Linked DNA regions of Homo sapiens: region 2 is linked to region 1. A link is a loop called in an ENCODE intact Hi-C map of the cell type or tissue named here. Cell type or tissue: mammary epithelial cell. All regions are shown on one strand.

Region 1 (8,000 bases):
CTCTCTGAGCTTCAGTTTCCTTATCTGTAAAGCGGAGACGGCAGCCGACCCACCCTGCCCAGTGGGGTGAGAATGGTTGACCCGCGGCGCCCCCTGCCGGTGGGATCCGCGTCGCAGCCCGCGGTCAGGGCGACCAGCCGAGCCTGGCGCCCGAGCTCTCCTGCTGGCGGGGCCGGCCCTACCCGTCCACACCCCGACCCTCCCCTCACCCGCGCCCGCCCCTCGACCCGGCAGGATCGTGCAGATGCTGCTGCCGGTGACCAGCCGCACGCGCATACGCCGTAGCGGCGTCAGTCCGCTGCACCTGGCGGCCGAGCGCAACCACGACGAGGTGCTGGAGGCGCTGCTGAGCGCGCGCTTCGACGTGAACACGCCGCTGGCCCCCGAGCGCGCGCGCCTCTACGAAGACCGGCGCAGCTCCGCGCTGTACTTCGCGGTGGTCAACAACAACGTGTACGCCACCGAGCTGCTGCTGCAACACGGCGCCGACCCCAACCGCGACGTCATCAGCCCCTTGCTCGTGGCCATCCGCCACGGCTGCCTGCGCACAATGCAGCTGCTGCTGGACCACGGCGCGAACATCGACGCCTATATCGCCACGCACCCCACCGCCTTCCCCGCCACCATCATGTTCGCCATGAAGTGCCTGTCGCTGCTCAAGTTCCTCATGGACCTGGGCTGCGACGGCGAGCCCTGCTTCTCATGCCTCTACGGCAACGGCCCGCACCCGCCGGCCCCGCAGCCCTCCAGCAGGTTCAACGACGCGCCCGCGGCCGACAAGGAGCCCAGCGTGGTGCAGGTGGGCAGCGCACGCTGGCGGTGGGGAGCACGCCTTTTGGGTGTGGCCCAGGGACGCGCGCGCGCATGGGAGGCGGGCGGGGCCGGGTGGTTCGCGCTCCTTGGGAGCAGCGTGGACTAGTGATTAACACCCTTCGGGGGAAGTGGGGCCAGCTTTGGAGGCAGCAGAGCACGGTGGTTAACCTGCGTCCTGGGTAGCGTGGGTTAGCGCTTAGGGCGCTTTGGAGGGAGCTTTGGAGGGAACTAGGGGTTAGCTCACTTTGGAGGCAGCGGAACCGGTGGTTAGCACACTTAAGAGGCCGCAGAACTTAGTGGTGCATTGGAACGGTGAAATCCTTCTTGTGGTCCACTGCGTTGGGGAATTTAAGGAACCAATGATGGAGCGGAGAACTCTGCCAAACTAAGAGGCTCGTCACCTCCAGCAAACCTACACCTGGAATGCGATGTGAAACAAGCACGATCCGGAAAGGCATGTCAAGAGCAGGCTGGTGTAGGGTCAGGTCAGAAGCAGAAAGCCAGCGACCCAGAGGCAGGACACGTCCATGTTGTTACTTTAAAAGTCAGAACTTGGCCGGGCGCGGTGGCTCACGCCTGTAATCCCAACACTTTGGGAGGCCGAGGCCGGCGGATCACGAGGTCAGGAGATCGAGACCATCCTGGCTAACACGGTGAAACCCCGTCTTAACTAAAAATACAAAAAAATTAGCCAAGTGTGGTGGCCGGCGCCTGTAGTCCCAGGTGCTCGGGAGGCTAAGGCAGGAGAATGACGTGCACCCAGGAGGCAGAGCTTGCAGTGAGCCGAGATCGCGCCACTGCACTCCAGCCTGGGCACAGAGCGAGACTCTGTCTCAAAAAAAAAAAAAAAAAAAAAAAAAGTCAGAACTTAAAAGGAAGTTAGACACACTCCTCTCCTGGAGCTCATTGTTTTAATGGTTAATGGCGATCATTCATGGGCTGCCTACTGTGTGCAAAGTTTATGTTCATATTACCTAATTCTCATGTTAAATCCCCTTGGAGTTGGTTTCATATACCTATTTTATAGATAGGGAAATTGAGGCTCAGAGGTGATGTGACTTGCTCAAGTTGCCCGTCTTCCACTTTGGGCAGCAGAAGCCTGTGTTGAGGGGACATGGTTCAGGGGATCCTAGCCTGGGTGTGCACAGTGTCTGTGCTTGGACACATCCGCTGCCGTCCCTGGCCGCAGGCTCTTGCAGGTGGGATGAACTCACTTCTTGGTCCCGGCATGTTCTCTTTCAGTTCTGTGAGTTCGTATCTGCCCCAGAGGTGAGCCGCTGGGCGGGGCCCATCATCGATGTCCTCCTGGACTACGTGGGCAACGTGCAGCTCTGCTCGCGGCTGAAGGAACACATCGACAGCTTTGAGGACTGGGCCGTCATCAAGGAGAAGGCAGGTAGGGACTTGCTGCTGCTGCCAAGGCTGGCAGATCTCCCTGCCTGACTCAGAGTCCCAGGCCTCAGGGAGTGCGACTGTTCCTAACCCTGTGAGCACCTGCTGCTTGCCAGGCTCTGTAACTCCTTGGATGAAACATGAGGAATCTGCCTCTCAGAGAGCTGTGCCACCTGGGCCAAAGTCACAGTTAGTTAGTGGCAGAGCTGGGATTAAAACCCAGGTTTGACCAACCCCAGAGTCTCTCCGCTACATCTTTCCATGATGTTTTAAACAGCTACAGCTCCCTGAGGGGTACCGGGACCTTCAGGGTAGGTTGTGAATGATTTGGGGCCACCAAGAGGCATTGTAGGAGGGGAGAGGGGAGGATGGTGGTCTAGGATGTCTCAAACTAAAGTGCACATGAAGCACCTGAGTGTCCTGTTAAAAATGCAGCTTCTGATTCCGCAGGTCTGGGGCGGGGCCGGGGAGTCTGCATTTCAACAGGCTCCCAGGTGACACCAAGGCTGTTGGTGCACAGAACACCCTGGTGTGGGAGACAGGCCCCTGAACCCTGGAGCCAGCCTTGCCAGGGCCTTGCTGGGTGAGGCCTCTCCCCACCTGAACAGAGGGGCCTGGGCAGGCTCGTTGTCCAGCTCCTTTCAGCTGGACCCGCCTGAACTGTGCCAGGCACAGTGAAGTGGAGTTCGGCCACTGTCCCTCTGATGTGTGCAGAGTAGATGGGGCTGCCTGGCTAAGTCAGGCTGAGGAAGCCAGAATCCCTCTTAGGCATTTTTGGAGCTCACCTGGGCAAACAGGATGCCACAGGTGACAGAAATGGGTATCTGTGCAGTGGCATTCTAGCTACCCTAGGGCTTTCTCTGGCTCTGAGGGCACAGTCCTGCCCTGGCCAAGTGTTTACAAGGAGGCTGACCTGCAGCAGGTCATTGTCATTCCACCACTACTGCTCCTGTCCCCAGGTGGGACTGTGCAGCCTCGGGGGGCCCACCCCTGTGCCCCAACTCTGACTCACCACATTCCTCCTTGATCCCCACACCCCTGTGAACCCAAATGTGCTGTAGGATTTTTCATTGGCACAGGTGCCTGGAAGCCACTTGAATTGAAGCCTTTGATAAAGTTTCTGGGGCAGTGATGGAGGAGGGAGGCGTCAGCTTGCCCATTCACTCAGGGCTTAACTCTAGACGCATGATAAACCTTCAGGGAACTAATGAATAATTAGTTGCTGTCACCACGATCCTTGGCCACTAGAGGGTGGAGCAGTCTATGCCTAGGTATCAGTCCTACCCATTCTGTCACCTTCTCCTGCCTTCCTTAGAGAAGGGTGGTCCCCCACAACTAAACCATGCCCCAGGGAAATCCCTGCAGAGACCTTAGTGTGGAGTACGCATTTGTTAGCCAGTAAAACCAATCGTTCTTAACCAATATCTATTTGGGTTACTTTAAAGCCCACTTTCCACCTGCAAGACAGTCCCCACGAGCTTGTTTGTTTAATGCTACAACATTGACATCCTTATTCTGGGAAGGAACTACCCAGAGCCCATGGATTGGCCAGCCCAGCCCTCATGGTTCCGTGTCCTCTGCTCACCAGCAGCCTGTGCTGAGTTTCCCAGAGGGGAGGTTATGTTCTAAGCTTGTTACCTAAGGGTTTCCCCATCTATTTTCTGGACTATTAAAAAAGTGTCCTAACTGGCCTCAATGCCTGTAATTAATTATTCCAATTCAGCCATTAAATGAATATATATTCAAGACCTTCTGTGTACAAGGTAACCACATTATTTTTTATCCAGACCACAGCATTTAGGAGATAGTAATAGGAACTAACCAGGCAAGCTGCCCGGGCAACAGGAATGATGCTTCCCTGCTCTTTGGCGTACTATGTGGTAGAAAAATCTGAGCTCAGAAGGCAGTGAACTCAGAGGGCAGTGGAAGTGTCAGAAACACAGTGATGGGTGTGTGAATGCTTCGCTAGGCAACGCTGCAGCCGCCTGGCCCTCCGCCCTTGCTCCACATCCCACCTGCCCCTCCAGCCCCAGGCTTGCATGACTTCCTTGCCTTGCCACTTGCTGTTTTCCCTGCTTAGAATGCCCCTGTCCCCCTTCCGTACCTGGAAATTCCTGCCCCTCCCCCAGGACCTCACTCAGAGGGCACCGTCTCTTGTGGAAGCCTCCACTAGAGCCTCTGGGCAGGCACCTCTGCATATCTGGCCCAAGCACAGAGCTAGGTGCAACAGAGGGGCTCAGCATTCGCCTGGTGAATGAATGAATGAATGAATGAATGACATTCTGTGATTCTACAAGCCCTTTAATTACTCCGTTACTGGATGCGTTCATCCCTGCTCTTACCTCTACCCACTCCCCAGCTCAGAAAACTCCACTACGTGGCTCCTGGGGGAGGCAGCCAGGTGGGATTCTGGAGCTCGAGGCGAGCTGTCAGTCTCTGCCCCCTTATCCTGGCCTCTCAGCACCACTGGGAGCTCCAAGTTGAATTCCACATGTAGGGGCACTTAAGTGGTCAAACCCTCTGACCCCATTGCTAAGGCTGTGTTTGGGGGCCCAGGCTGTGTGTGAAGAGGAAGAGGCTCAAGAGGAGGGAGACACCACCACTAGTCCCAGGAGGGATCCTGGGCAAGGCTCAGAACCTTGCTAAGCCTCGGTTTCCGCACCTGTGAAATGGGTGTGCTAACCACGCTGTGCACTGCGTGGGCTGTGCAGATCAATGAGGGGTGAACAATGGGAAGGTGGCTTGCTGGATCTCTTTAGTTGGCAGGGACTGGGGTGACCAGCAGCAGGCACTCCCTCTCTTACCCAGCCACATCAGCTGGGCACCTCCCATAGGCTGGGGTCACAGATGCAATCCCTTTGCTTATTGCAAATGACAAATCAGCCTCTGTCTTTCCCTCCTTTTTTCAGAACCTCCAAGACCTCTGGCTCACCTTTGCCGACTGCGGGTTCGAAAGGCCATTGGGAAATACCGTATAAAACTCCTAGACACCTTGCCGCTCCCAGGCAGGCTGATTAGATACCTGAAATACGAGAACACCCAGTAACTGGGGCCACGGGGAGAGAGGAGTAGCCCCTCAGACTCTTCTTACTAAGTCTCAGGACGTCGGTGTTCCCAACTCCAAGGGGACCTGGTGACAGACGAGGCTGCAGGCTGCCTCCCTCTCAGCCTGGACAGCTACCAGGATCTCACTGGGTCTCAGGGCCCAGAGCTTTGGCCAGAGCAGAGAACAGAATGTGTCAAGGAGAAGAATCATTTGTTTACAAACTGATGAGCAGATCCCAGACCTTCTCTACCTTCAGGAATGGCAGAAACCTCTATTCCTGGGGCCAGGGCAGAGCTTGAGGTGTTCTGGGGAAGGTGGTGCTCAGAGCCTTCCCTGTGCCCCTCCACTTGTTCTGGAAAACTCACCACTTGACTTCAGAGCTTTCTCTCCAAAGACTAAGATGAAGACGTGGCCCAAGGTAGGGGGTAGGGGGAGCCTGGGTCTTGGAGGGCTTTGTTAAGTATTAATATAATAAATGTTACACATGTGACACCTGCCCAGTGAAGTCCCTCTCATCAGACTCCCTGAAGCCTGAGGTCCTCAGCCTTGCTCCTGGCAGTAGCGGGAGCGAGGCAGATGTGGGGACGGGGCACAAGGACCCCTGAACGTGTCACCTTTGGGCTCCTGAAAGACCCAAGAGGCTGTGTCCTTCACTCCCCAGGCAAGACCGGATGATGGCCCAATGGGTTTTCCTCTCCTGGTTCAATCACCATGGAAACAGGCACTCCATCACAGTCTCAGGGCCCACATGTCTCCCGACACCTGGGGTTGTCTTATACATGTTTCCTGGCACTCTGTTTTCACACGCTGCTCACCCCTGTTTTGCTGGTTGTTGAGAAACTAGGAAAAAAAAATTAAATACTGGCCACTGTGAGCAATGGTGCTAGAGTGATGGCCATGGTCAGCCCTTGCAAAGGCACCAAGCCTGAGAGTGCACAGAGCTCTGGCCCCTGCGTGCCTCCCTCTGTCTTCATGTGGCCCTGTGGATTGAGTAGAGCAGGAATTGTCATCCTGTTTTCAGGTGGTGCAGGGCAGAGTTAAGGCTCGCCACCACGTGGCACTCTGGGGGGTCTCTCCAGGCCCCGAGGGCTGAGAGGTAGAATGCCCTATTTCCATGGAAGCTGCGGTAACTCATCACCACTCCCTTTACAAGTGTGAATGAAGCCGCTGAGTCCAGGCTACTCTGCAGCAACACCGGAGCAGGCCACCTGGCCGAGAGTCTGTACTAGGCCAGCCCCAGGATCTAGTAGTGTCTTAAACAAGGTCAAAGGTAGTTTCTGGCCTTTGGAAAGTAAGCAGCTAGATTGGTGGAGGGGAGCACTGGTTCCAGGCTCAGCTCTGCCATTGGCTTACATCTCTGGGGCCTCAGTTTCCTCATCTGTATAGTGAGACATGATGGCCCCTGGTGGCCTTGCCGGCTCTGACACGCTGGGTTTCTTTTTTTTTTTTCGAGGCAGAGTCTCACTTTGCTACCCAGGCTGACATACACTGGCATGATCTTGGCTCATTGCAACCTCCGCCTCCTGGGCTCAGGTGATCCTCCCACCTCAGCCTCCCAAGTAGCTGGGACTATAGGGGCATGACACTGTGCCCGGCTAAAGACACACTGGGCTTCTATGGAATCAGTAACTCCCAGAGAAAAAGTCTTCCAAGCAGCACTTTATGGCCACAGGTCAAAGGGGGCTCAACCAGGTCTTGCCCACCCCTTCGTGGTACAAATGAGAAACTGGCCCAGAGAGGGGAAGGGACTTGCCTGGGCACACACAGCAAGTCCCTGGGGTTCCAGCTCAACAGTGCTGGGCCACAGTCCCATGCGGCCTTGCTGTATACCAGGCAGAACCTGCGGGGATCCTAAGAAAGCCCCAAAGGAAACCTGCACTCTCCCCCACTGGGGGATGCCCAACACTGAGAGCCCAGAGGGTAAATTGCCAAGGAGGGTTCAGCTCCCAGGGGAGCTGACTCTGAAACCCCACATGACTCTGATGGAAGAACGCCTTTGCTCACCCAGAAGCCAAAGGGAGGGCATTTGCATCTCGGGTGACTGCTGGTCAAACTGACCCGAGGGGTGGCAGGTGGTGATGGAATGAGGCACGCAGGGCCAGTGTGTGAGTTGTTTCGTGTGTGTGTACTGAGATGCGTCTTGGGCAGACTCTTAACCTACAGCATCTCCTGGGCCGCATTATGTCCCAAACAGTCCTATGGCAGCAGCCACAAATCTCCCAGCCCAGAGACCCGGGCACTGGGCAGGGCAGTGTGCTGGTCTGAGGGAGGTGCCACTCTGGGGGAGGTGAGGCCGAAGGGGTGAGTGGGAGGTGTAGGGGAGGGGTTCAGCCACTGTTTTCTCTATAGTCACCATTTGCAGGATGTGGCACCTCCTGGCCTGGGACACACTAGTGCTACATTTGGGTTCTTAGAATATTAATGTACATGCGTCCATGCCACTTAGTCAAACACTGCTCAGGACCCCTCCCCCCAAGCGCCATGCCCAGCCTTGGCCTCCTCAGGTCCCTGCCCCCATCTTCCCACAACCCAGCAGCTAAGGGGTTCATTCCTGGCCTGGGACTGCTCCAATGGGTTGGTTCCAGTTGGTCAGTGCTCACATTGTGCCATTCATTATGTATTTTGACCATCACTCCTGCGTAGAGCACTTTACAGCCACCTCCCTCTGTAGAAGTGGGCCCCTCCTGCAGCCGCACCTACCCAGCCCCAAGAGGTTTGCAGCCTCAGGGACGTCTCACAGCATAGTAGA
Region 2 (8,000 bases), 280 kb after region 1:
ATAGTAATTACAAGCTATAGCAATGCAAACTATTGTACCACTGCAGCGAATGCAGTGCAGAAATACAGCTTGGAATACAAAAGTGAATGAGACACGGTGCAGAACTTCTTGAAGCTTGTGGTCTCATTGGAACCACTTCAGGGCAATGTAAGTGCTACTATAGAGAGCTCTATCAAATACCATGGAAGCTGATACAGGAAAAAGTTACTACAGATAATATGAATATGTTTTTTCATTAAATGGGACCTTGAAGAATGAGAAGGAGTTCACCACACCAGCAAGGGCATAAAACATTTCAGGCAAAGGAAATGGCCTAAGCAAAGGCAAGGAAGTATGAAATTAAATAAGATTATATATCTGAAGCATTAAGCATAATGTCTGCCATATGATAACAAACAGTGGTTGTTGTTTCGATGATGATGATGATAACGCTGATTCTGAAAGTGCATAGGAGGAAGGGATGAATAAGACATGGAGCCAAAGATTAAATTGGAAAGGTGGGCTGGAGAGTTATGAAGTAACATCTTAGATACCACATTAAGGAATCTGGACATCATCCTGACAGAAATGAGAAGTTATCAGAGATTTTAAAGCAAAGAACCAACACGATAAGATCCTGTTTAGAAGGATCGCCTAGTTAGTAGTATGGGGGATGGATTGGGGGGCATGGCCCAGGGTTAGCAGGACCAGTTATAAACCATGACATTGTGATGTATTAGATAGAGTTCTTTATACAAGGCACTGACCTAGCATGAAGAAAAAGAAGGAGGCTGAAAGGGAAGCATTCAGTATGCCATAACTATGTCTTCAGTATTGCTACAAGCCTATCTCATTAGGTTAAAAAAAACTGACTAACCAATTGGTTATGTTTTTCTGAAACATACATACCCTTGTAGCATTGGTAGAAGGGATCTTCAAGAGGCAAATCATAATTCTTAAACTGGAATCTAAAGAACACTGTGAATAAATATGAAAAAAAGTAAAAATTAGTTTCCACCTTAATATAACTTTTGCTTCAAATATGTTCTGAAAGCATTTAGTTTAGCAAAAGGAAAATCTGAAATATGACTGCATCTCAACAGATTCCCATGCCATAATATCCTTGTTGAAAAAAGTCATTCTCAGGTTAAAACAATTTTAATTAAACAATTATACAATGGTAAACAATTAAATAATTAAACACAGCTCCTAAAGTATTTTTCAAAGATATAGCCCTAAAAATTAATGAGATAGACAGTTGAATAGAGACATGGTGGATGGATGGGTGGATGGATGGATGGATGGATGGATGGATGAATAGATGGACAGACAATGAACAGAAATTTGTTGGGTAGATATTAAATGTATCTAATTCTAAAGAGATGCACCAATTTGTGAAAGGACTTTTTAGGGAAAAAAACTACTTAGATCTATTTTTAAAAAAACCATGAATCCACATAAGAACCAGTTTCATCTGCCCTTTCTCTGCTATGAAGCAACACGACAAAAACCTGAGAAAATGCAGTAAAATTTCTACAAGACAAAATCATGCCTTACCTATCCATTCAAGTTCTATATTGACAAGATTCCACATCAAAATGTACTTTTTAAATTGAGTTTACTAGGACTGGGGGTAAACGTTACAGCAAGAATAAACAATGATATGGTAAATAGATCACAATAGCAGGCTATAGTTAAATTTCTGCAGCTGTGCACCTACATTAACTTCCTCAAGATAGTAAAAAATAAGCAGGAGTTTTCCAAGTGGAATCCCAGAACCAGCAGCTAGAAATGTGCCAGAATGCAAATCCTCAAGCCCTACCCCTGCTGAATCAGAAACTCCCAAATCAGGCCCAGTAAGTTGTGTTTTAGCAAGTCCTTCAGGGACAGTGATGCACACTGACGTTTGAGATCTGCTTCTATAAACTGATGAAAACAAACTATAGAAGGTTTCAGTGGCTTATTATTTTCCCCAGAGATTAAAAACAAAGGCAGAAGATGATCAGGGGCAGTGCCCAGATCTGCCCTAGCGGGAGAAATTCTTACACAGATTTTGAAAGTATTTCACAAGTGCCTTCTAAGGGAACCACTGGTTCTATTTAATCTGCTCGACACTCATCGGAGTTGATGTGACATTTACACTACTTTAAACCAGAGGCTGAAAACTGGCTGCTCATCAGGCCCCCATAGTGATTTAAAAACCAGAAAATGTTCTCTTGGGAAAAAAAAGGAAGACAGACAACCAGAAGCCTGCGCTCCCACAGAACAACAATTGGCAGGCGTGAGTAGCCACTGACCTCATAGAAGGACTGGCACATTCTAGTTCCTAAGGGTCTCAATTCTCCTTATTATCTTTTCTCCTTTATTAACCCTGTAGGCAGGGTCCCTATGGGCAGGTTGATTGTCACAAATTAGGCACGCCACTTGTTTACAGCTGGCAACACTTGCCACTCTTCTGTGCCCAAGTTAAATCTTCTGACAGTCACATCGGCACACAGGCATTTAAATTTGCCATACCTCAGCCGGGCGCTTTGGCTCACGCCTGTAATCCCAGCACTTTGGGAGGCCGAGGCAGGAGGACCACAAGGTCAGGAGATTAAGACCATCCTGGCTAACATGGTGAAACCCCGTCTCTACTAAAAATACAAAAAATTAGCTGGGCATGGTGGTGGGCGCCTGTAGTCCCAGCTACTCAGGAAGCTGAGGCAGGAGAATGGCGTGAACCCAGGAGGCGGAGCTTGCAGTGAGCCGAGATTGTGCCACTGCACTCCAGCCTGGGTGACAGAGCGAGACTCTGTCTCAAAAAAAAAAAAAAAAAATTTGCCATACCTCATCCCATCCCTTCTCTTAGCCTGTGCGGCTCTTTAGCAGTGAAGCCCTGATTGGTTCTCGGGTCCTAGGAGGTTCCATGTGCTTAAAATTTGTGCACTCAGTTTCCTGTGTGTTGATGTACAGTAGCTATACACATACACAGTTTCAAAGTACTAACCCTTCTTGCTTGGATTTATTCAGCTACTCCACATCTGTGGGCAAACGAGGATCATAGAATATAAGAGGTGGTAAAGATCCCTCCTCTATACTCCTGCTTCTTACAGTAACTCAAAGCTCAAAGCAGCACACGCTGAGCTAAGGGTCCCTGCATTATCCCTTACAGACCTATTAGTAGTATCTGCCCATTTGGAAAAATGTATTAGCATAGGTTGTTGATCTTTATCAAGTATCTTATGTTACATAATACTCATTTCAGAAGTGGAGCTACTAATAGGTAACCTGATCCTTTTGTTTTTCTGTCTATGGGAAATGCACTTTATTTTTATTTTATCTTATATTTTTGAAACAAGATCTCACTCTGTTGCCCAGGCTGGAGTGCAGTGGCACAAATATGGCTCATTACAACCTCGACTTCCCAGGCTCAAGCAATCTTCCCACCTCAGCCTCCCAAGTAGCTGGGACAAAAGGTACATGCCATTACGCCTGGCTAATTTTTAAAATACTTTCTATTTGTTTATTTATTTTTGAGACAGAGTCTCTCTCTGTCATCCAGGCTAGAGTGCAGTGGTGCGATCATGGCTCACTGCAGTCTCAACCTCCTGGGCTCAAACAATGAGCACACCTCAGCCTCCCAAGTAGCTGGGACTACAGGTGCATGCCACCTTGCCCAGCTAATTTTTTTTAAGAGACAGAGTCTCACTATATTGCCTAGCCTATGTTTTTTTTTTTTAATCTTTCGTAGAGACGAGGTCTCGCCATGCTCCCCAGACTGCTCTCAAACTCCTGGGTTCAAGCGATCCCCCTACCTCTGCCTCTCAAAGTGTTGGGATTACAGGCATGAGCCGCTATGCCCTGCCTGATTCATTTTGTTGCCAGTTAAATGCTTCTGTAATCTGCATAGAGAAAGCACAAAAAACCTCATGGAACAGGTCAGGTTCAAAGCCAGCAACACCACTGCCAGCCACCACTCTGCCCCCTACTCTAGAGACATGAATGCCTTCAACTCACCCCTGCTGCAGAAGGGCAAGAAGAGTCTGCTAGTGAAATGAGCACTGGACTGTGAGTCAGAAAACCTCAGTTCTAATCCTCACATTGCCACCACTGTGTTGTTTCCAGAAGCTATACCATCTCTCTGAATTTGCAGAATTCATTTAGAAAACAGAGGCATTGGAAGGGATGATCTTTATAGGTTTCTTCCAGCTTTAACAGTATTGGCTTCTTATTTGCATTTACTGAGCTCATGTTGTCAATGATCCTTGGGCCACCAGATTTCCAGGTAGGTAATTGTGTGTGTATTCTTGGGAGATGGTATGGTGTAGGGGGTAACAGTCAAGCAGAAACATCATCATTCACAAACACAGCAATTACTTCCCTTTAGATAATTCTCTAAAATGGAAACTTTACATTATATGTCTGAGCTGCTTTTGGACAAAACTATTTACTTACTTATTTAATATCTACGGGAGAAAAACTGCCGGATAAACACAGTCTACTCATGTCTTCCTGGCTGTTTTTTTGTTTTTTTTTTTTTTTTTCAAATCAACTGGAAACATGCATATTCATAGTCAGTGAGCAAAATGCTCACTCCACATTCCTGTCATTCTCTAAGAGAAGACAGAACAACCCAAATAAGCATCCTCACTCCATGGCTGACGGAGTTTCCTCATTAACCTTTGCGATACATTAAATCACCCAAGACTCTGCTGCTTGTAAATAAACGGTCTGAAAATGGTAAGAAATTAATTGAAAATGAAACCTTCGGCTCAGCTTACCTTCAGAGGTAAAACACAAGGCAGCTTGGCAAAAAATGTCTGAAACTGGTTGCTAATTGTGGTCCAGAGGCTACTAGGAGAATCCATAGGCAAAGCTTCCATGAAGGTTGCAATGTTTTCCAAACAGCGAATCATAGCACCCCCTGCTGGTAAATTCTTTTTGTTATTTAGACCCTAAAAACACAAAAGCATAGGCCATCAACTGCTGAAACAGCACGGGAATGCATAGCGCTATTTGGTAAATGTCAGTTTAAAAGTCACATCTTCAGGCTATAAACGTGTTCAGTGCCTACTACATAGGCCAATCCCTGTGATAGACTGGAAGGATAACGAGAAAATCGTTCAGACAAACTTAAGGGGGAAAATTGATGAGAGGTGAAAAGTGAGCAAGAAATAGGAAACAGCTTCCAAGGGTCTACAATTGGTGTGGTTAGGTGCTAAGAAAACAATGAATGATGCTCACTGTAAATAATCCCCAGCACAAAGACTGAGCATAGAGTTACAGGAGCTGCAGCTTTTTTTCTAGCAGTGAGCATCTCCCGCAAGCAAACCCCAAGAGCTGACCTGCAGCAGTGCTGAGACTTGAACCCAAGTCTCTTGATCCAACGCCCATAGCTCCACCCACCACTCTGCCCTTGGAAAACCAAGTTGTTCTGTGGAAGCAAGGTCACGACTTAGCTGAGGGTATGGAGAAGTTTTCAATGAAGAGTAAATCCACGCAAAGCCGCAATGTCCAACTGACACTATTCTATGCAATTCTATTTCTTAATTAACTTTTTAAAATTTAAATTATGTTAATTTTTAAAATTTAAATTATGTTAATTTTTAAAATTTAAATTATTTAAATTTTAGCATTTTCTATTATTTTTCTTTTGAGTTGGGGGTCTCGCTCCGTTGCGAGTGTAATGTAGCCATTGGAGTGTAATGTAGCCATTACAACTTGGAGTGTAATGTAGCCATCACAGCTCACTGCAGCCCCCAACTCCTGAGTTCAAGTGATCCTTCCCCCTCAGTCTCCTGAGTAGCTGGGACTACAGGCATGTGTCACCATGCCAGCTAATTTCTTTTATTTTTATTTTGTAGAGATGGGGGTCTTGCTATGTTGCACAGGCTAGTCTTGAACTCCTGGCCTCGAGCAATCCTCCTGCCTCAGTCTCCCAAAGTGCTGGGATTATAGGCATGAGCCACTGCACTCAGCCCTTAGCTTTAAATTTAATATATATTTTTTAATTTTAAAATTTTAGATTTCATTTTTAAATTAAATAACATTGCAATCCTTCCTCAGCAGTATCCTATGGTGTGACTCAAAGAAACACAGCCCACAGTTGTGCTGGGGCTTAGAGTTTCGGCTGGGGCTTAGGGTGTCATTAAAGGAAACCCACCTCTAGGAGCTGACTGAGAGCTGCGATGGAGCTCAGCTCATTGAAGTCCATCAGAGACGAGGCTAAGGTCCGTAAAAAAGTCCCATCTGGAAAGTCAACGATCGGATTTAGTGTTTGGGTGTCTGGGATGAGGCAAATTTGTGGTGCCTGGATCCTCAGTGGATGAATTACCTTTGATCGTGCTTTGGAACAGCTGCGGGAAGATGCCGTTGGGGGCCAACTGATGGAAGATGCAGCGCAGGAACTGCTTGGCCACCCCCGCCGCATTGCCGGGAACCATCATGCTGGAGTTGAACAGGGGAGAAAAGACACGAAGTCATGGGCCAGTGAGCAGGTGTTCAGATATTTACTTAGAGTTCAGACATTTGCACACCATGCCTCTGATGGGATAGCTCACTGTCATGTTCATCAGTGAAATGAAATATTCTACTCAAACCTAATCCCTGTTAACAAGAAGTTTTTAGAAAGAGAGAACCATGAAATGCCAGTGTAGTCTCAGACGTATTCCAGGTCCCACAATGGACTCAGGAAGGTTATGAGATCCTGAGAGAAGAGGTCACATACAAAGGTCACATGCTCACAGAATGACAGTCAAGACTGGAGCCCTGGATGAGGATTACCAGGAAAATCCTCCCAGGAAAGTGTCACTGGCTAAGACAGAGTTGCTCTGAGGAAAAAAAAATTCATATATATATATATATATGCAGTGAGAGAGATGTTCATTCTCATTAGGAGATGTGGGAAGTTTTCTTTGGGCATCTGAGCTGACACTTGTAAAAAGGCTGGACTTTGACAGGTGCAATTTGACCTTCACCCTTCATGTGCACCTCTGCACATCAAAAGTAGGGCCAAATTTATGAGGCCCTGCCCCTTAGACTAAGGTACCAGAAAGGATGCTTCTTGATGTAGTTAGGGGGTAAGTTACCAGAAGGAAAAAAGAGAAAATCAAAGAACGTAAATAGATAAAGAGTAAGAAGTACTGCTTACCTAATTATGCCAATTATTACCTCATTGTGCCACATCTACCCTGAAATGCTGGTTCAAAGTTTTAGGTCAAAAATATTCTTCAGGAAAAAATAACGCCGAACTTACAATAACTTCAGAAAATAGAGAAGGAGAGAACCCTTCCCAATTTGTTTGATGCAGGCAGCATAGCCCTAAAACTAAAATTAATAAAGCCATTATCAAAATAAATTTTAAAAAAGAAGGAAACAGAAAAGAAATGGGAAGAGGACAGACAGACCCATAGTCGTCATGGCCACTGAATCCAGCTATAGATTAAAAGACCAAGTAGGGTCATGACCAAGTAGAGTTTATTCCAAGAGAATAACAATAGTTTAATACTCAAAAATCAGCCAGTATAATTCAATATATTAAGAAATAACGGACAAAAAGCTTATATCTCAATAGATGCAGAAAATACATCTCACAAAAGTCAACACACATCATGACAAAAACTCAGACTGGGCCAGGCACAGTGACTATCGCCTGTAATCCCAGCATTTTGGGAGGCCAAGGCAGGAAGACTGCATGAGCCTAAGAGTTGGAGACCAGCCTGGGAAACAGGGCAAACCCCCCTCATTTCTACAAAAAATACAAAAAACTAGCTGGGCATGGTGGCACACACCTGTAGTCCCAGCTACTCAGGAGGCTGAGGTGGGAGGATCACTTGAGCCAGGGAGGTTGAGACTGACAAGATGGTGCCACTGCACTCCAGCCTGGGTGATAGAGCAAGACCCTGCCTCAACAACAGCAACAGCAACAACAACAAAAACCCTCAAACTGGAAATACCTCAATTTGCTAAAGGGCATCTATAAAAAAACCTATAGCTACTGCGATTAATAGTAAATATTGAATACTTTCCCTGTAAGAGAG

What was found. A loop is a pair of places that touch in the nucleus more often than their neighbours do. Peaks named below come from ENCODE experiments on the same cell type or tissue, not always from the same donor. Only the 100,000 strongest peaks of a DNase experiment are listed, where the experiment ranks them.
Region 2: it touches region 1 in a loop (13-fold over the local background); 3 of 110 quality-filtered maps call a loop at or near these places.

The regions. Positions count from the first base shown.
Region 1 is chr14:93,931,907-93,939,906 of GRCh38, reverse strand. ASB2 (ankyrin repeat and SOCS box containing 2) reads left to right here. Exons shown (of 10, transcript NM_001202429.2): 8 at 235-799; 9 at 2,056-2,209; 10 at 5,115-5,741. The coding sequence ends at 5,251. Among named protein-coding and RNA genes, the nearest start is that of FAM181A, 8.6 kb to the right of the region's middle. In mammary epithelial cell, CTCF peaks have their summits at 107 (motif pointing left) and 3,448 (motif pointing right); DNase peaks (open chromatin) are centred at 176 and 2,166; H3K27ac peaks cover 814 bases.
Region 2 is chr14:93,652,150-93,660,149 of GRCh38, reverse strand. It overlaps UNC79 (unc-79 subunit of NALCN channel complex), which reads right to left. Exons shown (of 52, transcript NM_001395159.1): 39 at 6,296-6,408; 40 at 6,125-6,210; 41 at 4,743-4,916; 42 at 889-957. Among named protein-coding and RNA genes, the nearest start is that of PRIMA1, 130 kb to the left of the region's middle. In mammary epithelial cell, a CTCF peak has its summit at 4,879 (motif pointing left); no DNase peak of the experiment used is centred here.